Linked DNA regions of Homo sapiens: region 2 is linked to region 1. Evidence: read pairs that join two places in POLR2A ChIA-PET (ENCODE). Cell type or tissue: PC-9. All regions are shown on one strand. Links, peaks and the distances in the headings refer to the core of each region. The heading gives the core; the rest is flanking DNA.

Region 1 (11,237 bases), core at 2,684-10,683:
CCCAGCCCCTCCCTTAAGGACCTGCCACAGCTGTCCAGGTAGGTTGTGCTGTTGGCCCCAGCAGGCACTACTTCAGCCCAGAAGCCCTTGTCTCAGAGGCGTGGCCTTGTTCCCAGTCAGGCACTCTTCTCTTGCTATCCTGCATCCTAAACCTGCTGGCCGGCCCCAACTGCTGCCTTGATACCTGTCCACAGCTGCCCACCCTACATGGAACCTTGAAACTGAAAGACTGAAATGTAAGCAGCTTGCTTGGGGTTAGGGTGGGAGTAGTGTGGGGAGTTATGGCCAGGGATTTAGCTTGGGGCCTGCTCAGGGGTGTGCCCAAAGAGTGGGGAACTGCATTCCAAGGGCAATTCTGAAAACTCTTAGAAGAAAACATAGGGGTACAGTTTTGTGACATTGGTTAGGAAATGTTTATTTGGTTTCTGTTTTTGAGACGGAGTTTCGCTCTCGTTGTCCAAGCTGGAGTGCAATGGCGTGATCTCAGCTTACTGCAACCTCTGCCTCCCGGGTTCAAGCGATTCTCCTGCCTCAGCCTCCGGAGTAGCTGGGATTACAGGCACGTGCCACCATGCCCGGCTAATTTTTTGTATTTTTAGTGGAGACTGGGGTTTCACCAGGTTAGCCAGGCTGGTCTCAAACTCCTGACCTCAGGTGATCCACCCACCTTGGCCTCCCAAAGTGCTGGGATTACAGGCGTTAGCCACCACACCTAGTCATGTTTTTTTATTTTTATTTATTTACGTATTTATTTATTTTAGACAGATCTTGCTCTGTTACCCAGGCTGGAGTGCAGTGGCGCGATCTTGGCTCACTGCAACCTCCGCCTCCCAGGTTCAAGCGATTCTCCTGCCTCAGCCTCCCCAGTAACTGGGATTACAGGCACCCTCCACCATGCCTGGATAATTTTTGTAAAAGCAGGGTTTCACCATGTTGGCCAGGCTGCTCTTGAACTCCTGACCTCAAGTGATTTGCCTGCCTCAGCCTCCCAAAGTGCTGGGATACAGGTGTGAGCCAATGCGGCCAGGCAATGGTTTTTTAGATATGACATCAAAAGCACAAGTGACAACAGAAAAATAAACTGTACTTCATCAAAGTGAAATATTTTTCTGCAACAAAGAACTGTCACGCGTGTCCGTGTGAACAGACCACCAAACAGGCTTTGTGTGAGCAACAAGGCTGTTTATTTCACCTGGGTGCAGGCGGGCTGAGTCTGAAAAGAGTAAGCAAAGGGTGGTGGGATTATCATTAGTTCTTATAGGTTTTGGGATAGGTGGTGGAGTTAGGAGCAATGTTTTGCGGGCAGGGATGGATCTCACAAAGTACATTCTCAAGGGTGGGGAGAATTACAAAGAACCTTCTTAAGGGTGGGGGAGATTACAAAGTACATTGATCAGTTAGGTTGGGGCAGGAACAAATCACAGTGGTGGAATGTCATCAGTTAAGGCTATTTTCACTTCTTTTGTGGATATTCAGTTGCTTCAGGCCATCTGGATGTATACGTGCAGGTCACGGGGGCTATGATGGCTTAGCTTGGGCTCAGAGGCCTGACAAGAACATTGTCAAGAAAGTGAAAAGACAACTCACAGAATGGAAGAAAGTACTTGCAAATCATGTATATCTCAGGGGCTTGGAGTTTGAGACCAACTTGGGCAACGTGGGAAGACCTCACTGCTACAAAAAAAAAAAAAAAAATTAGCCAGGTTGGGTGGCACACACCTGTGGTCCCAGCTACTCAGAAGGTGAGAGACCCTGTGTCAAAGAAGAAAAAAAAAAAGCAAAAGATTTCAAGAGACATTTTTCCAAATAATATAAATACAAATGGCCAATAAGCACATGAAAAGATGCTCAAATGTCAGATGTGGTGGTTCATGCCTGTGATCCCAGACTTTGGGAGACCGAGGTAGGCGGATCACTTGAGAGCAGGAGTTCAAGACCAGACCAGCCTGGCCAACATGGTGAAACCCCATCTCTACTGAAAACACAAAAATTAGCCAGGCATGGTGGCGCACATGTGTAATGCCAGCTTACTCGGGAGGCTGAGACACAAGAATCACTTGAACCCGGGGGGTGGAGTTTGCAGTGAACCGAGATCTCGTCACTGCACTCCAGCCTAGGTGACATAGTGAGACTTGGTCTCGGGAAAAAAAAACAAGTGATGTATCTATACAATAGAAATATTAATCCATAAAAAGAAATGAAGTACTGATACGTGTAACAACATGGATGGAGCCTTCAAGAAAAAAATTAGCTGGGCGTGGTGGCGGGCACCTGTAGTCCCAGCTACTCGGGAGGCTGAGGCAGGAGAATGGCGTGAACCTGGGAGGCGGAGCTTGCAGTGAGCAGAGATCGTGCCACTGCACTCCAGCCCAGGTGACAGCGCAAAACTCCGTCTCAAAAAAAAAAAAAAAAGAATGAACTTTGAAAATATTATGGTGAGTGAAGGAAGCCAGTCACACAAGACCACCTGTTGTATATCCAGAATCGGCAAATCTCTACAGATGGAAAGTTAATTAGCGGTTGCTTAGGCCTGAGGGAATAGCAGGGTCAGAGCCAAAGGATGGCAGGTTTCTCTGTGGTAAGGAAAATGTTCTAAAATGGACTGTGGTGATGGTTGCACATGCCTGTGAATATCCTAAACTGTTGAATTTTATGTTTTAAATGGGTGAATTATATGGTATGTATTATATCTCAATAAAGCTGTTAAGAAAAGAATGGGGCCCAGGTGTGGTGGCTCACGCCTGTAATCCCAACACTGGGAGGCTGAGGTGGGCAAATCGCTTGAGACCAGGAGTTCAAGACCAGCCTGGGCAACAAAGGGAGACCTCATCTCTCCAAAAAAATCAAAAATTAGCCGGGCACGGTGGCTCATGCATGTAATCCCAGCACTTTGGGAGGCCGAGGCGGGTGGATCACTTGAGGTCAGGAGTTCAAGACCAGCCCGGCCAACATAGTGAAACCCCATCTTTACTAAAAAATAGAAAAATTAGCCCGGTGTGGTGGTACAAGCCTGTAATCCCAGCTACTCAGGAGACTGAGGCAGGAGAATCGCTTGAACCCAGGGGGCGGAGGTTGCGGTGAGCCGAGATCACACCACTGCATTCCAGCCTGGACAACAGACTGAGACTCCGTCTCAAAAAAAAAAAAAAAATCAAAAATTAGTCAGGCTTGGTGGTGTGTGCCTGTGGTCCCGACTACTTGGGAGGCTGAGGCAGGAGGATCACCTGAGCCCAGAGGTTGAAGGTGCAGTGAGCCGAGATCACGCCACTGCACTCCAGCCCAAGCAATTCCAGATGTCATCGGATGACCTGCTCCTTTTGAGCACACTTCAGTAAAGCATTTTTTGGCACAGCCAACACCAAACAAATCATACCATGAGTGGCCCTTGGGCTGGTTGAAATGGAATGAAACTCACAAACCATACCTCCCTACAAGGGCCCATTCTATCAGGGCAGAGGTGAGCGAAGCAGCCCCTTCTCTGCATGCCTTTTACTCACCTCACCTCTGACACCCAACAGTGCTGAGCCCTCATCTCCACTCTTCCTATTATATGATCTCAGGTAAATGAAGTGACCTTTCTGGGCCTCAGTTTCTTATGTGTAAAATGGGGCTAGAGATTGCTCCCAGACATGCTGTTGTAAAAGGAACTGAATGAGATCATCTTCATAAAGTGCCCAGCCCAGCAGCTGGCACTTGGTACGCACAGAATAAATGTTTGCTATTCTTATCAGTTGTCCATTAATTCAACAGGCATTATGGTACTCTCCTATATGCAATTGGCCAGAAAGATAAATGCCTCAGGCTCTCACGGTCTGATTGGGAGGCAGACAGTCACAAATCTGACCCCCTCTGTCTGCGATAAATGTTGAGTAGAGCTTTCTGAATAGGAGAAGAGAGAGCAGGGATTCTGACCAGTTAGAAGTCCACACCCTTATCTTTATTTCCATTGATTCATTTTAATTGACAACGTGACTTTTTTTTTTTTTTTTGAGATGGAGTCTCGCTCTGTCGCCAGGCTGGAGTGTAGTGGCACAATCTCAGCTCACTGCAACCTCTGCCTACCAGGTTCAAGCAATTCTCCTGCTTCAGCCTCCCAAGTAGCTGGGATTACAGGCACGTGCCACTATGCCCAGCTAATTTTTTGAATTTTTAGTAGGGACAGGGTTTCACCGTGTTGGCCAGGCTGGTCTCACACTCCTGACCTCAGGTGATCCGTCTGCCTTGGCCTCCCAAAGTGCTAGGATTATAGGCGTGAGCCACCTCAGCTGGCCAACATGACCATTTGACCCATCTTCATCCTTTGTGTTGTTTTAGTTTTTCTTTTTTTTTCTTTTTTTTTTTTTTTTTGCGAGACAGAGTCTCTCTCAGTCACCCAGGCTGGAGTGCAATGGCGTGATCTCAGCTCACTGCAACCTCCACCTTCTGGGCTTAAGCGAATCTCCTGCCTCAGCCTCCCAAGTAGCTAGGACTACAGGTATGAGCCACCACGCCTGGCTAATTTTTTTTGTATTTTTAGTAGAGATGGGTTTTGCTCTGTTGGCCAGGCAGGTCTCAAACTCCTGACATCAAGTGATCCGCCCACCTCGGCCTCCCAAAGTGCTGGGCTTACAGGCGTGAGTACCACACCCAGCCTGTTTTAGTTTTTCTTGGAGAACCTCGATTTAGGCTGGGCAAGGTGGCTCATGCCTGTAATCCCAGCACTTTCAGAGGCTGAGATGGGCGGATCACCTGAGGTCAGGAATTTGAGACCAGCCTGGTTAACATGGTGAAACCCCATCTCTACTAAAAGTACAAAATTAGCCTGGTGTGGTGGCGCATGCCTGTAATCCCAGCTACTCTGGAGGCTGAGGCAGGAGAATCGCTTGAACCCCAGAGGCAGAGGTTGCAGTGAGCTGAGATTGTGCCGCTGCACTCCAACCTGGGCAACAGGGAGACTCCACCTCAAAATAAATAAATAAATAAAAATACAAAATTAGTCTGGGCGCAGTGGCTCACACTTGTAATGCCAGCACTTTGGGAGGCCAAGGCAGGTGGATCACCTGAGGTCAGGAGTTCGAGACCAGCCTGACCAACATGGTGAAACTCCATCTCTACTAAAAATACAAAAAATAGGCCAGGCATGGTGGCGTGCGCCTGTAATCTCAGCTACTCAGGAGAACGAGGCAGAACAATCACTTGAATCTGGGAGGCAGAGGTTGCAGTGAGCCGAGATGGCACCACTGCACTCCAGCCTGGGCTGCAGAGTGAAACTTCGTCTCAAAAAAGAAAAAAAAGTTGGCATAAGGCGAAGCATGTCCGTTTGTTCAAGATGGACTCTGAAACATTGATTTTATTTGGGAAATGTGTTTACTGTCTTTTTTGAATCCCATCTAGTGTGTTACTGAAATTTGTTCAGAGTGAAGTCTCCTTTGACCTTTGACCCTCCCCCCATTTCCTGGCCAGATGTCTCAGGATTAGCGGGGAGGTGGCATGGTAATGGAAACACTTCACCCTGAGCTTTGTCCTCTGCTATGCTGGCTGAGAAACTTGCTTGTATCTTGCTGATTATCACGTAGGGCTGAGGCGTCTGGAGAGAATTCTGGGTTATATCCACCACTGGGACATACTAGCCAGTGGTGGGAATACCATGCGTGCCAGCCAGGTGTCTGGTGACCTAGACAGGCTTAGAGGTGGGTTTTTTTGTTTTTTGTTTTTTTTTCAGTCAGGGTCTTGCTGTGTCACCCAGGCTGGCGTGCAGTGTCACCATCACAGCCCACTGAAGCCTTCAACTCCTGAGCTGAAGCAATCCTCCCATCTCAGCCTCCCAAGTTGCTGAGATTACATGGGAAAGCCACTGCACCTGGCTCTAACAATGTTTGTCTAGGCCGCGGAAAGATGTGACCTACCACTGAGGACAGGCACTCCAAAATGCCTCTTCTCCACGGGAGTCCGTGTCTGTCTTCTACACAAAAACCAAATCCTTGGGCCCTCCTTGCTCAACTTGGCCTTTGTTTATGTTTCACGGGACGATACACTTGACGCAGCCCTGGCTTCTATGTTGCAGTCACAGCCTGATTCCCTGATGGACTTAGGTCCGTGGCTCCCGGTGTTTTCAGAGACTGACATCTTGCTCCCAGCAGATGGCTCACTACCTTACCCATTCTGGGAGATTCCTTTTATTGTTTCTTCTAGAGGGTTAACCTATTTCCTGATCTGGGCTCCCTTTGCCCTTCTATAATATTCATGATAACAGTGTCTGGAATATTGATAATAATATTGAGCCCATGGTCAGCCCAGACCTCAGGGCTGATATCTCACCAAGATGCACCTGCGGGGCAGCACAGCTTGTTTACTACCAGCGTCTTTTTTTTTTTTTTTTTTTTTGAAATGGAGTCTCACTCTGTTGCCCAGGCTGGAGTGCAGTGGCGTGATCTCGGCTCACTTCAACCTCCGCCTCCCGGGTTCAAGCGATTCTCCTCTCTCAGCCTCCCGAGTAGCTGGGATAACAGGCATGCACCACCACACCTGGCTAATTTTTGTGTTTTTAGTAGAGATGGGGTTTTGCCATGCTGGCCAGCCTGGTCTCAAACTCCTGGCCTCAAGTGATCCACCCGCCTCAGCCTCCCAAAATGTTGGGATTACAGGCATGCGCCACCTCTCCTGGCCCCTGAGCCCATTTTCTCAGCCACTACTGTTTCCTGGACTGCTGCAGCCTCTGCTCTACTGGCCTCTGCTTACGAAAGTGTCAAGAGTTAAAGCTCAGCCTCTTGGTGATGGACAGGAGGGGCAGCTGCTCTCTCAGACTCAGTTCCTATGTGAAACACTCTCGGTTTGGAAGCCAGGCCAGTAACCAAAGCTTTTGGGAACCAGACTGATTCTTTGCCACCCATGCTGGGAGCAGATCCAGCCAGCTGTGCTTGGGGGCTGCTGGGGCCATTTGGTTTGGTCAGCAGTCACTCCTGGAACTTCTGCTATGTGTCAGGTGTGATTCCAGGGGCAGACACACTCATTCCCTGCCTTCGGAGCGCCAGGAGCTTCTCGTCTCCCTGCGGTCTCAGATGCCCCTGCTCAGATAACCCAGCTGCAAGTCTTGTCTTTATTTGCTGCCCCTACTCTGTCCCTGAAGTTCCTGCCCTCTAGGTTGACAACCACCCTGCTGCTGGCCAAGGAGCATGTCCAGACCTACAAGATGCAGCTGACAGCTCAGGGCCGAGGCTGTCTCATCTTGCGCCTCACACTGGCTGGAAAGCTGCTGGCACTGCAGCTGCCCAGGCCTCAGACCGCTGGTGGTGGGCAGATGGATTGAGACTAGCTGCAGGTGCGGAGCTGGGGAGGGAGAGCCCTGTGAGGGCCGTGATGCCTGGGCTGTGGACCCAAGCCCCTCCTGACCCCTCTGCTTGGCCCCCTGGCTCAGTGCCTGGCAGAGAGGAGCTTATGGGGAAAAATGTGGCCAACGTAGGAGGTGGTACGTGAATAGGGATTTAACGGAGCCCAGGTTCCACCTCCATGAGGACAGGCACAATCCCTCACACACCCCTCAGCAAAGGCCACCTGCCCTAAGCCTGCAGCCCATCTCCCTCTCCTTCCCTGGAGCCCTCTTGTCCCTGGTACTGGTGACGTCTGAGATGAACTTCTCCCTTTCTGCCCACCCTCCATCCCACTGTGTGTATCCCCAGAACTGCAGCTTCCTGATGAGAGCTCGCAGCTGCCAGCGAGAAGGCCCCAGACCCTGGCTGCCTCACCACGTCCCTCTCTCTGCACCCTTTTCCAGATCACGCATGGCCTTACCGCCCCTCCAGGAGCTACAGCCCCACTGAAGCCCCCACTTCTTGCTTTTCCAGTGGGGGGTGACTGTAGGGCCTCTTAGCTTTCTCCATGGGGGACGGGTCATGAGGTAGGAGGTGGGCTGGGCTCGAGTGGAGAGACCTCTGCTCGGGAGACGGCTAAGAAGCGCTGCTCCCAGGTGTGCTTGACCTGCAAGATTGGCCCCTGCTGGCCACCGGGCATAGTGCTCAGGTGAAGACACCAGAACATGGTGGGGCGCATCCCAGAGAAATCCTGTGACTCTGCTTGGAGGGAGACAGTGTCTGGTGGGATCACTGATAGCCAGGGATTGCTGGGCCGTCAGCAGGACCACAGGGAGTAGGAGTCCCCAAGGGGAGGATAATATTCTCCAGCCCCTTCTCACACCACAGCCCCTCGCAATAGAGGCCTTGTGCAAACTCCTCTGTGCGTAAACACAGGGCTGTCTCAGCTGCACCCACCTCGGCCTGCAGCCTCCCTCATTCCCCAGACCTGCTGACAAAGGGATCAGGGAGGGAAAAGGCCAGCCACCCGGCCCAAGAAGAGGGCATCCTTAGTCTTCTGAGGGTACTGTAGAATTTGGGTTGGCAACCCAACAGGGGCCTACCCCTTCTCCCCTTCTTCTAGCCTTACCTTGGAGGAGGATGCTGGAAGGCCAGCTTTCATGCAGCAGTTGCTGGTCAGAAGCAGGCCCAGCTTGATAAGAGTGGTCCAGGCTGGTGACATCCTTGTGATCAGGGCATCTCCCTGAGAAATGCCCACAGGGGCAGGCAGGAGCACCATAGGGGTGAGGGAAGGAAGAGGCTGTGAGGGCCCGGGCAAGGTGCAGCCAGCTTAGCCTCAATGGGACTGATCAGTGCCTGGGGTGGGGCTGAGAGAGGTGGACTGCGATTCCTTTGGCAAGATGATTAAAATGCTCCTGCTCCAAGGGATGAGGAGAGAATGTCCAGGATAGGGGCTCAAAGAACTCGTGCCCAGTGGACCACAGCACCCCCTGTAAGACAACTGCAGAAGGGGTGAAAACTACCCACCTGGCACTTCTCTATGGCGGGCTAGACTGGCCATAGGCCTCAGTCTCTGAATCTGAACACAGGCTGGGGCCATCTTGCAGAAACCATAGGGCAAGCCCTTGTTTCCTGCTGATTGAATTGCAGACAGCTGACCGTGTTCCGCAGTGTTCCTCCCTCTACTGACCTACCTGAAGGTGATTCAGGAGAAAGGGATTGCTTTCCCAGGGCTGCAAGACCCCACCCTGACACCTGACACCAGACAGTGCTTGCAAGGAGCCAGGCAGGGGGAGCTGAGCAGCAGACACCACTGTTGGGGAATCATCCAGTGAATCGATGAGTTGGAAACTGTTAATTTCCAGTCCAGGCAGTCAGCTCAGGGCCTCTTCTCCTTCCCTTTGGCTGATGGTCCCTAGGCCAGGACCAGTGGACCAGGTGCTAAAAGTATCCAAGGTCCTGACAGGACTCTGGCTCCCAGAAATTCTGAAACCCAAGCCACTCCACTTGTCCTGAAGCCCTTAGCCTGTGTCCTCAAGAAGGTGGCTGGAAGACCACTTGTTCATGATGAAGTTGCAGGTCAGGAGCTGGGTCCACTCTTAGTGAGGGAACACCCGTTGCCCTTCATTTCTCCCGTCTTCCTCTTCACCCTTCCTTTTCCTTATTCTGCAGTTACACTGTGGACCCCTGGTTCTGGGTAAAACAACCCTGCTTCATCTCAAAACTGACTGCTATGTGGATCAGATGATTGAAGTTTAAGGGACAAATTATGTCCCGTTTTCAGATTGAAGGTGGTATAATTAGAATATTGGTGGGTAAGCAATTTGACCTTATTTTCCTGAGACATGTCCCTATACAAATAAGTCACTGGGTCCCCACCTCACATCACCATGGTATGGGTAGGTAGAACGACCGCATAATTTGCCAAATTGGGACAGAGAACAGTAAACACAGGCACTATTAAATACACTTCAAGCCTGTAATCCTAGCACTTTGGGAGCTCGAGTTTGAGACCAACCTGGGCAACATATGGAGACCCCGTCTCTAAAAAGTAAATACACCAGCTGGGCGCAGTGGCTCACACCTGTAATCCCAGCACTTTGGGAGGCCGAGGTGGGCAGATGACGAGGTCAAGAGATGGAGACCATCCTGGCCAACATGGTGAAACCCCGTCTCTACTAAAAATACAAAAATTAGCTGGGCATGGTGGTGTTTGCCTGTAGTCCCAGCAACTCAGGAGGCTGAGGCAGGAGAATCACTGGAACCTGAGAGGCGGGGGTTGCAGTGAGCCAAGATCGCGCCACTGTACTCCAGCCTGGTGACAGAGCAAGACTCCGTCTCAAAATAAATAAATACACCACTTCAGCAGGCACAGACTGGCACTGTCCTGGGCCAACTGTCACTGAGGTCACCTCAATAGGGAGCTTCCTTATTATTGAATGCGCACGTCCCAGCCCCAGATGAATCAGAAGTCAGTGCTTTTTGGACATTGCCCCAAACTTTTTGAAAGACATTATCATTTGAATGAAAACCATTGAGAAATGAGAAAATCTTAACTTCAAAAATTTTATTTTAGTCTCATCCATCAAGGGCATAGGATACCTGCATCAGCTGCAACTTCTGCTTTTCTCCTTTGCCTCTGCTCCTTTACCCTTACCGAGGGATATCCCATACAGGAAGCCGCCTACAACCAAAAGCTATCTTCGCCTTCTGGGTTGAGTGCTCAAGCCAAGTGTGGAAATGCAAGTCACTGCTTCGGCAGATTGCAAGCTGCCCAATATAATCTAAGAGCCTTCTATGCCAGCCTGCAGACTGGAGAAGGTTCACTAGTGTCACCCACTTGGGTTGTCACAGGTAGTAAGCAGAAGCTAACTCATCACCGTAGCCAGGTTTGTGTACTTTGTTTCCAGACACGCTACAGCATAGCACGTTCCAACATCTGATCTTAATCTCATTCTGAAGCACAGTGAGGAATCAAGTGTGCTTGTTCCAGAGCTGATTATGAACTTTCTAGAAAAGCGGGTCATTATATTGCATCCTTTCATAGGAGCTCATTATCACGACCTGAAAGATACCTACTTTACCTTCCCTCCAAAATATCACATTTGAAACTAACCCAAACTTTTGAGAAAGCAATTTTAATGGGGTATAACTTTAAGCAGTTGCTAACTTCAAACGTGGAACGCTTTGATGACTGCTGGCTCTCATGCTGTCTCACTGACATCCACGTACTATGCTTTAGTGGCCATCATCGCACAAGGAAACTGGTTTCATACTGAAGTTTAAGACTGAGTTCTACACCTGTGGGCTTCTACACTACGGAACGGGAGTGGGGGGGCTGAAAAGCTTATTAATATACTTTGTCTTAGCCCACACTGCAAATACAGCACTATTATGGCATCTTAATCAAGCAGAGAGCTGTTCACATGCTTTCTACAGTATCTTTATAAA
Region 2 (8,000 bases), core at 1-8,000, 170 kb before region 1:
GTTTCAGCGCGCGTCCACATGCAGTCACAGCGTCTATTCATTCACTGACTCCTTACCGCGCCAGACTGGGCTCCACAAGGGCGGGTGCCCGTGTGAAGGGTTTGAGCTCTATCTGCAGCACGTGTTAAGGAAATAATGAATGAATGAATAACTGTGCCAGGAACTGTGCTAAGGATAAAAGGTGAACAAAATTAGACCCAGTCTCTCCCCTCTTACAGCCCGCAGTGCAGCAGGAGAGAAATGTTCATTTAAAAAAACAGGCCTTGGCCAAGCTCAGTGGCTCACGCCTGTAATCCCAGAACTTTGGGAGGCCAAGGTGGGTGGATCCCTTGAGCCCAGGAGCTCGAGACCAACATGAAAAAACCCTGTCTCTACAGAAAATACAACAATTAGCCTGGTGTGGTGGTGTGAGCCTATAGTTAGAGCTACTTGGGAGGCTGAGGTGGATGGATTGCTTGAGCCCAGGACGTCAAGGATGCAGTGAGCCATGATCATGCCACTGCACTCCAGCCTGGGTGACAGAGTGAGAAGTTGTTTCAAACTAATTAATTATAAAAAAACAAACCAAAAACGCAGAGCCAAATACAAAATCACCCCTGTGCGGCTCCGTGGGTGGGCGTGTGGGGCAGGGAGAGTTGGGGGGCGTCATGAGCCTCTAGGAGCTGAGGCTGGAATGTGGAGCAGGAGTTTCTGTGGAAGCTCAATATAACGTGATCCTGAATATGGGGCAACCCTCCCCCATTTTCCCAATTAGTGGTTGAGAATGAAAGGTGAGCCAGGCATGGGAGGCTGAGGCAGGAGAATCGCTTGAACCCAGGAGGCGGAGGTTGCAGTGAGCCGAGATCGTGCCACTACACTCCAGCCTGGGGACAGAGCAAGACTCCGTCTCAAAAAAAAGAAAAGAAAAGAAAAGAAAATGGGCCAGGCGCGGTGGCTCACGCCTGTAATCCCAGCACTTTGGGAGGCCAAGGTGGACAGATCTCGAGGTCAGCAGATCGAGACCATCCTGGCTAACATGGTGAAACCCGGTCTCTACTAAAAATACAAAAAATTAGCCGGGCGTGATAGTGGGCGCCTGTAGTCCCAGCTACTGGGGAGGCTGAGGCAGGAGAATGGCGTGAGCCTGGGCGACAGAGCGAGACTCCATCTCAAAAAAAAAAAAAAAAAAAGAAAATGAAAGGTGAAAAACAATGGTAAAATCATCAAATGTTATTGTAATAGTTCGTTGATCACTGTCATATTAATGCAATACATGTCTTCATGTACTATATATTGATATATAACAAGTCACATTAATATATGATATATAATGTTCATTTATTAATACTTATACGTATGTAAAGTCTTGTACTAGATAATTAAGAGAGTGTTAATTTCTAAACGATTGTTTCTCCCAGTTCACATTTCATAATGTTTTGTTAAAACTTGTCACGAGTGTCTTTGAGGTCCCAAGATCACTTTTGGAATCCCCCAGCATGGATTTCCAGGGCTCAGCAATATCACTTAGGTCTATGTTATGTGACATGTACCATTTTCTGAGTCCGAGGTGGGTGCTGAGCCTGGAATTGTTACCCCAAACCCAAGTTCTCATTTACATAATATAGGCAAGTTCCCCCATGCACTTGCTATTTTATGTTCATTAGCTCAGTAAAATAACGTCCAACTAAATTACTTTTTAGTTTTATTTTTATATTTTAAAAAATAGAGATGGGGTCTCCCTATGTTGCCCAGGCTGGTCTCAACCTCCTGGGCTCAAGCAATCCTCCCACCGTTGCCTCTCAAAGTGCTGGGATTACAGGTGTGAGCTACTGCACCTGTCCTTGAGTTACTGTGTGTGTTTGTGTATGTGTGTTTTAACTGACTCCTACTATCATTCCCAACTGAGTTACTTTTTGAAAGTGATTTTTTTTTTTTTTTGAGACAGAGTCTCGCTGTTGCCCAGGTTGGAGTGCAGTGGCGTGATCTTGGCCCACTGCAAGCTCCGCCTCGCGGGTTGACGCCATTCTACTGCCTCAGCCTTCCAAGTAGCTGGGACTACAGGCACCCGCCACCATGCTTGGCTAATTTTTTTTTCTTTTTTTTTGTATTTTTAGTAGAGACGGGGTTTCACCATGTTAGCCAGGATGGTTGATCTCCTGATCTTGTGAGCCACCCACCTCAGCCTCCCAAAGTGCTGGGATTACAGGCACAAGCCACCGCACCTGGCCTGAAAGTGATCTTTGAAAGACTTGGTTAAAAGCACATGTAGGCCGGGCGCGGTGGCTCATCTCTGTAATCCCAGAACTTTGGGAGGCTGAGGCGGGCAGATCACGAGGTCAGGAGATCGAGACCACAGTGTAAACCCTGTCTCTACTAAAAATACAAAAAATGAGTCGAGCGTGGTGGCGGGTGCCTGTAGTCCCAGCTACTCGGGAGGCTGAGGCAGGAGAATGGCATGAACCCGGGAGGTGGAGGTTGCAGTGAGCCGAGATCGTGCCACTGCACTCCAGCCTGGGTGACAGAGCAAGACTCGTCTCAAAATAATAATAATAATAATAATAATAATGAAATAAATAAATACAAGCGCATGTGATTCTGGGACTATTCTCCCAGGAATGGTTGCTAAATCTGTACTAAAGCTCCTCATCTCTATTTCTTTTTTTTTCTTTTTTCTTTTTTTTTTTTGAGACAGAGCCTTGCTCTGTCGCCCAGGCTGGAGTGCAGTGGCGTGATCTCAGCTCACTGCTGCAAACTCCGCCTCTCGGGTTCACGCCATTCTCCTGCCTCAGCCTCCCGAGTAGCTGGGACCGCAGGTGCCCGCCACCATGCCCGGCTAATTTTTTGTATTTTTTAGTAAAGACGGGGTTTCACCATGTTAGCCAGGATGGTCTCGATCTCCTGACCTCGTGATCCACCTGCTTCGGCCTCCCAAAGTGCTGGGATTACAGGCGTGAGCCACCGCGTCCGGCCTAAGAGTGATCTTTGAAAGACCTGTTTAAAAGCACATGTGATTGTGGGACCATTCTCCCAGGAATGATTGCTAAATCTGTACTAAAGTGCCCCATCCCCATTTCTTTTTTTTTTTTTGTTTAAGTACTTACTTATTTTAGAAATGGGGTCTCACTCTCTCACGCAGGCTGGAGTGCAGTGACACCATCATAGCTTACTGCAGCCTCAAGCTCCCAGTCTCAATCAGTCCTTCCACCCAGCTAATGTTACTTTTTTCTTTTCTTTTTTTTTTTTTTTGAGACGGAGTTTGGTTCTTGTTGCCCAGGCTGGAGTGCAATGGTGCGGTCTCGGCTCACTGCAACCTCCACCTCCCAGGTTCAAATGATTCTCCTGCTTCAGCTTCCTGAGTAGCTGGGATTACAGGCATGAGTCACCATGCCCAGCTAATTTTTTTGTATTTTTAGTAGAGACAGGGTTTCACTATGTTGGCCAGGCTGGTCTTGAACTCCTGACCTCAGGTGATCCACCTGCCTTGGCCTCAAAGCGCTGCGGTTACAGGCATGAGCCACTGCGCCTAGCCCCACCCAGCTAATTTTTAATTTTTTTTTTTTTTTTTGAGATGGAGTCTCGCACTGTCACCCAGGCTGTAGTGCAATGGTGCCATCGTGGCTCACTGCAACCTCCGCCTCCTGGGTTCAAGTGATTCTCCTGCCTCAGCCTCCTGAGTAGCTGAGATTACAGGCACCTGCCACCACGCCCAGCTAATTTTTTGTATTTTTAGTAGAGTTGGGATTTCACTATGTTGGCCAGGCTGGTCTCGAACTCCTGACCTTGTGATCTGCCTGTCTCGGCCTCCCAAAGTGCTGAGATTACATGCGTGAGCCACCGCGCCCAGCCCAATTTTTAAATTTTTTGTAGAGATGGGATCTCACTAGGTTGCCCAGGCTGATCTCGAACTCCTATCCTCAAACGATCCGACCACCTCGGCCTCCCAAAGCGCTTGTTTTGGGGAACAAAGCCAAACCTACCCTTATAGTCAGTGTAGGCAGTACTCGTGCTCACCGGGAGAGGGCGCCATCCAGAAGGACAGCCTGTGCAGAGGCGTGAAGGGAGCTCATGGCTCCTCTCCTAGGCCACGGACCACACCTTCCTCCAGAAGAGCCACTATCACCATGGTGACCACCCCAGCTATGCCAAGCCCCGGCTGCCCCTGCCCGTGTTCACCGTGCGACATTATGCAGGGACTGTCACCTACCAGGTACCTGGCCTCAGGGACAGACCAGGGTGAATCAGCGAGGGCAGTGTCCCCTCCCAAGCTGAGTCACCCGACAGCGGAGAGGAGTGGGTGTGGGGAGGCCCCTTGCAAGGCTTGGACACCTGTCCCTACCTGAGCCATGGGCCCTGCCCAGTTCTGAGCACGGTTTACTGAGTTCTAGGTGACAATTATGGGGTCAGGGAGTGGAAGCCTTGGGACCCTCCAGACAAGTGGGCAGAGCACAAGCATGGGACCTGATGACCTTGGCAGTTTACTTCGCCTTCTGAGCCTCCGTTTCCTCACCTGTAAAATGGGTATGGAGACCTAAGCTCTGGCGTTGCTGTGAGGGTGAGATGTAGTAACGTGGAGATGGCCTGGCAGGTGCCTGGCACATAGTAGGTGCTCACTGAATGGACTTCCCTTCCCCCTTCCGAGTTCTATGCCTACCAAGAAGCTGCACGCGTGCCTACCCCAGGAGGAGAGGAACTGGGGGTGGGGGAGCGGGGGCTGGAATAAAGGGAAGGGCAGTAGGGAGAATCAGTTCTCCCTGGAGGAGATGGCACACTTTGCTTGGAGAAGAAAAACTACAAACTACCCAGGAGTTGCCCCCAAAAAAGAAATACAAGGAGTTCAAGAAAGCTAGGAAAATGTAAATCAAAATAGATTTAATATGGAGAGACAGACAACATTCTTGTCTAGTCAACCTATTGACTAGCATAGGTTAAAGCCCCAGTGGGGAGAGTGTGGTCTTGCTGGGGACTGGACCTGTCCATGGGGTGGAATGGAAAGTCCAGTGGCAGACCCAAGGCTAGGTAAAGGGCTGGAAACACCAAGGCAGCCTTTCAGGTCACCTGGGGAGAGGGTAGATTCTTCTCCTCCATATCCAGCCTCCCCTCCTTGGTTCCTGTTCTCCTCCCTTTCTCCACTTCCCTCCCCACCTGCATGGTCTCTTGCAGGTTCACAAGTTTTTAAACAGAAACCGGGATCAGCTGGACCCTGCTGTGGTGGAGATGCTTGGCCAGAGCCAGCTCCAGGTGCCCATCTGCCCTTCCAGGCCCCCACCCGCTCCATACTCTGTCCCCCAATTCTGTCCTTTTCCCCCTGGGCGCTCTTGCCCAAGGGTTGGCCCTCAAGTCCCTGGCACCTTGGGCCATGGGCTGAGCTTGCCAGGGTCTGGATGCCGAGGGCTGGTCCATTCTGGCTCTCCCGGGCTGCAGGGTGGATGGGCACGCCCCAGCGGCCAGCTGACTCAGCCCTTCACCCCCACAGCTGGTGGGCAGCCTGTTCCAGGAGGCAGAGCCCCAGTCCAGGGGAGGGCGAGGCAGACCCACGCTGGCCTCTCGCTTCCAGCAGGCCCTGGAGGACCTCATAGCCCGGCTGGGCAGGTAAGAACAGCGCCCGCCACACCAGACCCCAGGGAGTTGTATGGGGCTCCAGTCTGTGCCCGAGTGACCCCTCTTTCCCTCATCAGGAGCCATGTCTATTTCATCCAGTGCCTCACCCCTAACCCTGGAAAGGTGAGCTCCCCAGCAACTGGCCTCAGGGCCCTCCCCCTCCCTGCACCTCCCTCCCCACAGCTCTAGGCCCCTTGACTCCAGCTGTCTTTGGCTCTGTCTTGTGGCCACAGCTTCCAGGCCTCTTTGACGTGGGACATGTGACAGAGCAACTGCACCAGGCAGCCATACTGGAGGCCGTGGGCACCCGCAGTGCCAACTTCCCCGTGCGTGTGCCCTTTGAGGCCTTCCTGGCCAGGTGGGGCCCAGCACCTCGGGGCAGGACTGACAAGGAGGCCACCGGGAGTGACTGGCAGCCCCGGGGGTCCTTCTGATTGGAGATGGACTCACTCTGCCCAGGACTGGGCCTAGCACCCAACCCTCCCTCTCTCTCCTCGTCCTCTCATCCTCTCTCTCTCTCTCTTTCTCTCTCCATCTCACTCTCTTCTACCATTCACCATCCCTCCACGCATTCGTCATTTCTTCTCCTCTCTGCAAACCTCTCCTGTGCTGATGCCTGGGCACCAGAGATGAGGTGGGAGCAGTACCTGCCCTAGGCGGGGCTCACGGTCTAGTGCCCACAGCAGCTGTCCAGGGAGTGCAGGCTGAAGCAGTGAGATGGCAGGGGGGACGGAGTGAGAAAAGAGCCTCTCAGAAGGGCAGGAGGGGCGGGGAGGGGCGGGGTGGCACATGGAGCTGCCAGGAACCCCAGAGGCAGCTCTGTTCCCAGAGTTCAGAAACCTCCAAGAAAAGCTGGTGGCATTGTCCGTTTTGTTGTTTGCCTATCTGGCCTTTGGCTATTGACTGGATGGCATCTTGGGAATCCTCTGAAGGGCTGGAGTTTACCCCAAGCACAGGGACAGAGGGAGCAGGTGGAGTCACTTCTCGTTGATGTCCAGCTGAGCTGGGCTGGTGGCTGCCTCAGAAGGGAGGGGGCAGCTACTAGGAGCAGCAGCCTCACCCCAGGGCTCTGTGGACCTCCTTAGCCTGTGATGGCCTTGGCAATGGGGATGGCCTGGTTGGGGGACTGAGCAAAAGGCAGGCAGTAGGGATGGGTGTTCCCAGCCTTGAGTCAGATCCTGAGAAGCTCCAGGGCGGGGCACGTTCTGTCTCTGCCATCTGGAAACCTACCAGCTACAGCAATTGTCACCTCCAACAAGAACCCCTGAGCCCGGAAGCTGGGTGAGAGGAACCTCCAGGTACAACTCTCCACCCAGCACAGACCAGGTCTGCTGATCTGTGCCATTCCCTGATGCACTGTGGCATCCCGTGACCACAGACTGTCACCCACATCCCCAGAACCTGCACGGTGCTTGCTTGGTACAGACTAACTACTGAGTGTCCATTAAGCCAAACTGGTACCACCATCTGGACCTGTGAAATGTCCTTCAACACTCCCCCACCCACCCCTTCCTGCCACGCCCCTCCCTCCCTTCCACGTCCCTCCCTCCCACGCCCCTCCCTCCCTTCCATGCCCCTCCCTTCCACACCCCTCCCTCCCTCCCTCCCACAAACTTGTCTTGAGACCTACTGTGTTGGGTGGCGAGGAGACGAAGGCCTTGGGAACCACATTCCTGTTGCTCCCGTGGCCCAGAACCAGCCCTCATGCCTCCTGCGCACACCATGTTCACCTGTTCTCCCCCTGAGCTCCAGCGCAGAGACCCTCCCTGCCCAAGTTCACTGCAGTGTCTCAGCCCCCAGCTGAGCGCCTGGCATAGAGCAGGCACTTTCCAAATTTTTTAATGATCTAGAAATGAAATAAATACTGAGGGGCTCAGGGTGTCGTACAGCAAGTGTGAAAGGGCTTGGGTGCAGTGGCTCACGCCTGTAATCCCAGCACTTTGGGAGGCCAAGGCAGGCAGATCACCTGAGGTCAGGAGATTGAGACCAGCTGACCAATATAGAGAAACCCCGTCTCTACTAAAAATACAAAATCAGCTGGGCGTGGTGTTGCATGCCAGTAATCCCAGCTACTCGGGAGGCTGAGGCAAGAGGATCACTTGAACCTGGGAGGTGGAGATTGTGGTGAGCTGAGATTGCACCATTGCACTCCAGCCTGGACAATGAGAATGAAACTCTGTCTCAAAAAAAAAAACCAAAAAGGCCGGGCGCAGTGGCTCACGCCTGTAATCCCAGCACTTTGGGAGGCCGAGGCGGGCAGATCACGAGGTCAGGAGATCGAGACCATCCTGGCTAACACGGTGAAACCCTGTCTCTACTAAAAATACAAAAAATTAGCCGGGTGCGGTGGCGGGCACCTGTAGTCCCAGCTACTAGGGAGGCTGAGGCAGGGGAATGGCCTGAACCCGGGAGGCGGAGCTTGC

The links. ChIA-PET counts read pairs that join two places held together with the same protein. Peaks named below come from ENCODE experiments on the same cell type or tissue, not always from the same donor. Only the 100,000 strongest peaks of a DNase experiment are listed, where the experiment ranks them.
Region 2: POLR2A ChIA-PET joins it to region 1 with 21 read pairs; 11 of 35 experiments call an interaction of 5 or more read pairs at or near these places.

The regions. Positions count from the first base shown.
Region 1 is chr17:75,766,096-75,777,332 of GRCh38, forward strand. It overlaps H3-3B (H3.3 histone B), which reads right to left. Exons shown (of 4, transcript NM_005324.5): 4 at 10,339-11,237. Among named protein-coding and RNA genes, the nearest start is that of GALK1, 6.5 kb to the left of the region's middle. RefSeq lists enhancers at 7,695-8,195, 10,404-10,493 and silencers at 8,884-8,933, 9,034-9,093, 10,024-10,073. In PC-9, for the core only: no CTCF peak of the experiment used is centred there; a DNase peak (open chromatin) is centred at 9,046; H3K4me3 peaks cover 78 bases; H3K27ac peaks cover 927 bases.
Region 2 is chr17:75,597,378-75,605,377 of GRCh38, forward strand. MYO15B (myosin XVB) reads left to right here. Exons shown (of 64, transcript NM_001395058.1): 15 at 4,061-4,186; 16 at 5,140-5,217; 17 at 5,453-5,568; 18 at 5,655-5,700; 19 at 5,811-5,935. Among named protein-coding and RNA genes, the nearest start is that of MYO15B, 14 kb to the left of the region's middle. In PC-9, for the core only: CTCF peaks have their summits at 3,981 (motif pointing right) and 4,187; a DNase peak (open chromatin) is centred at 4,144; H3K27ac peaks cover 1,213 bases.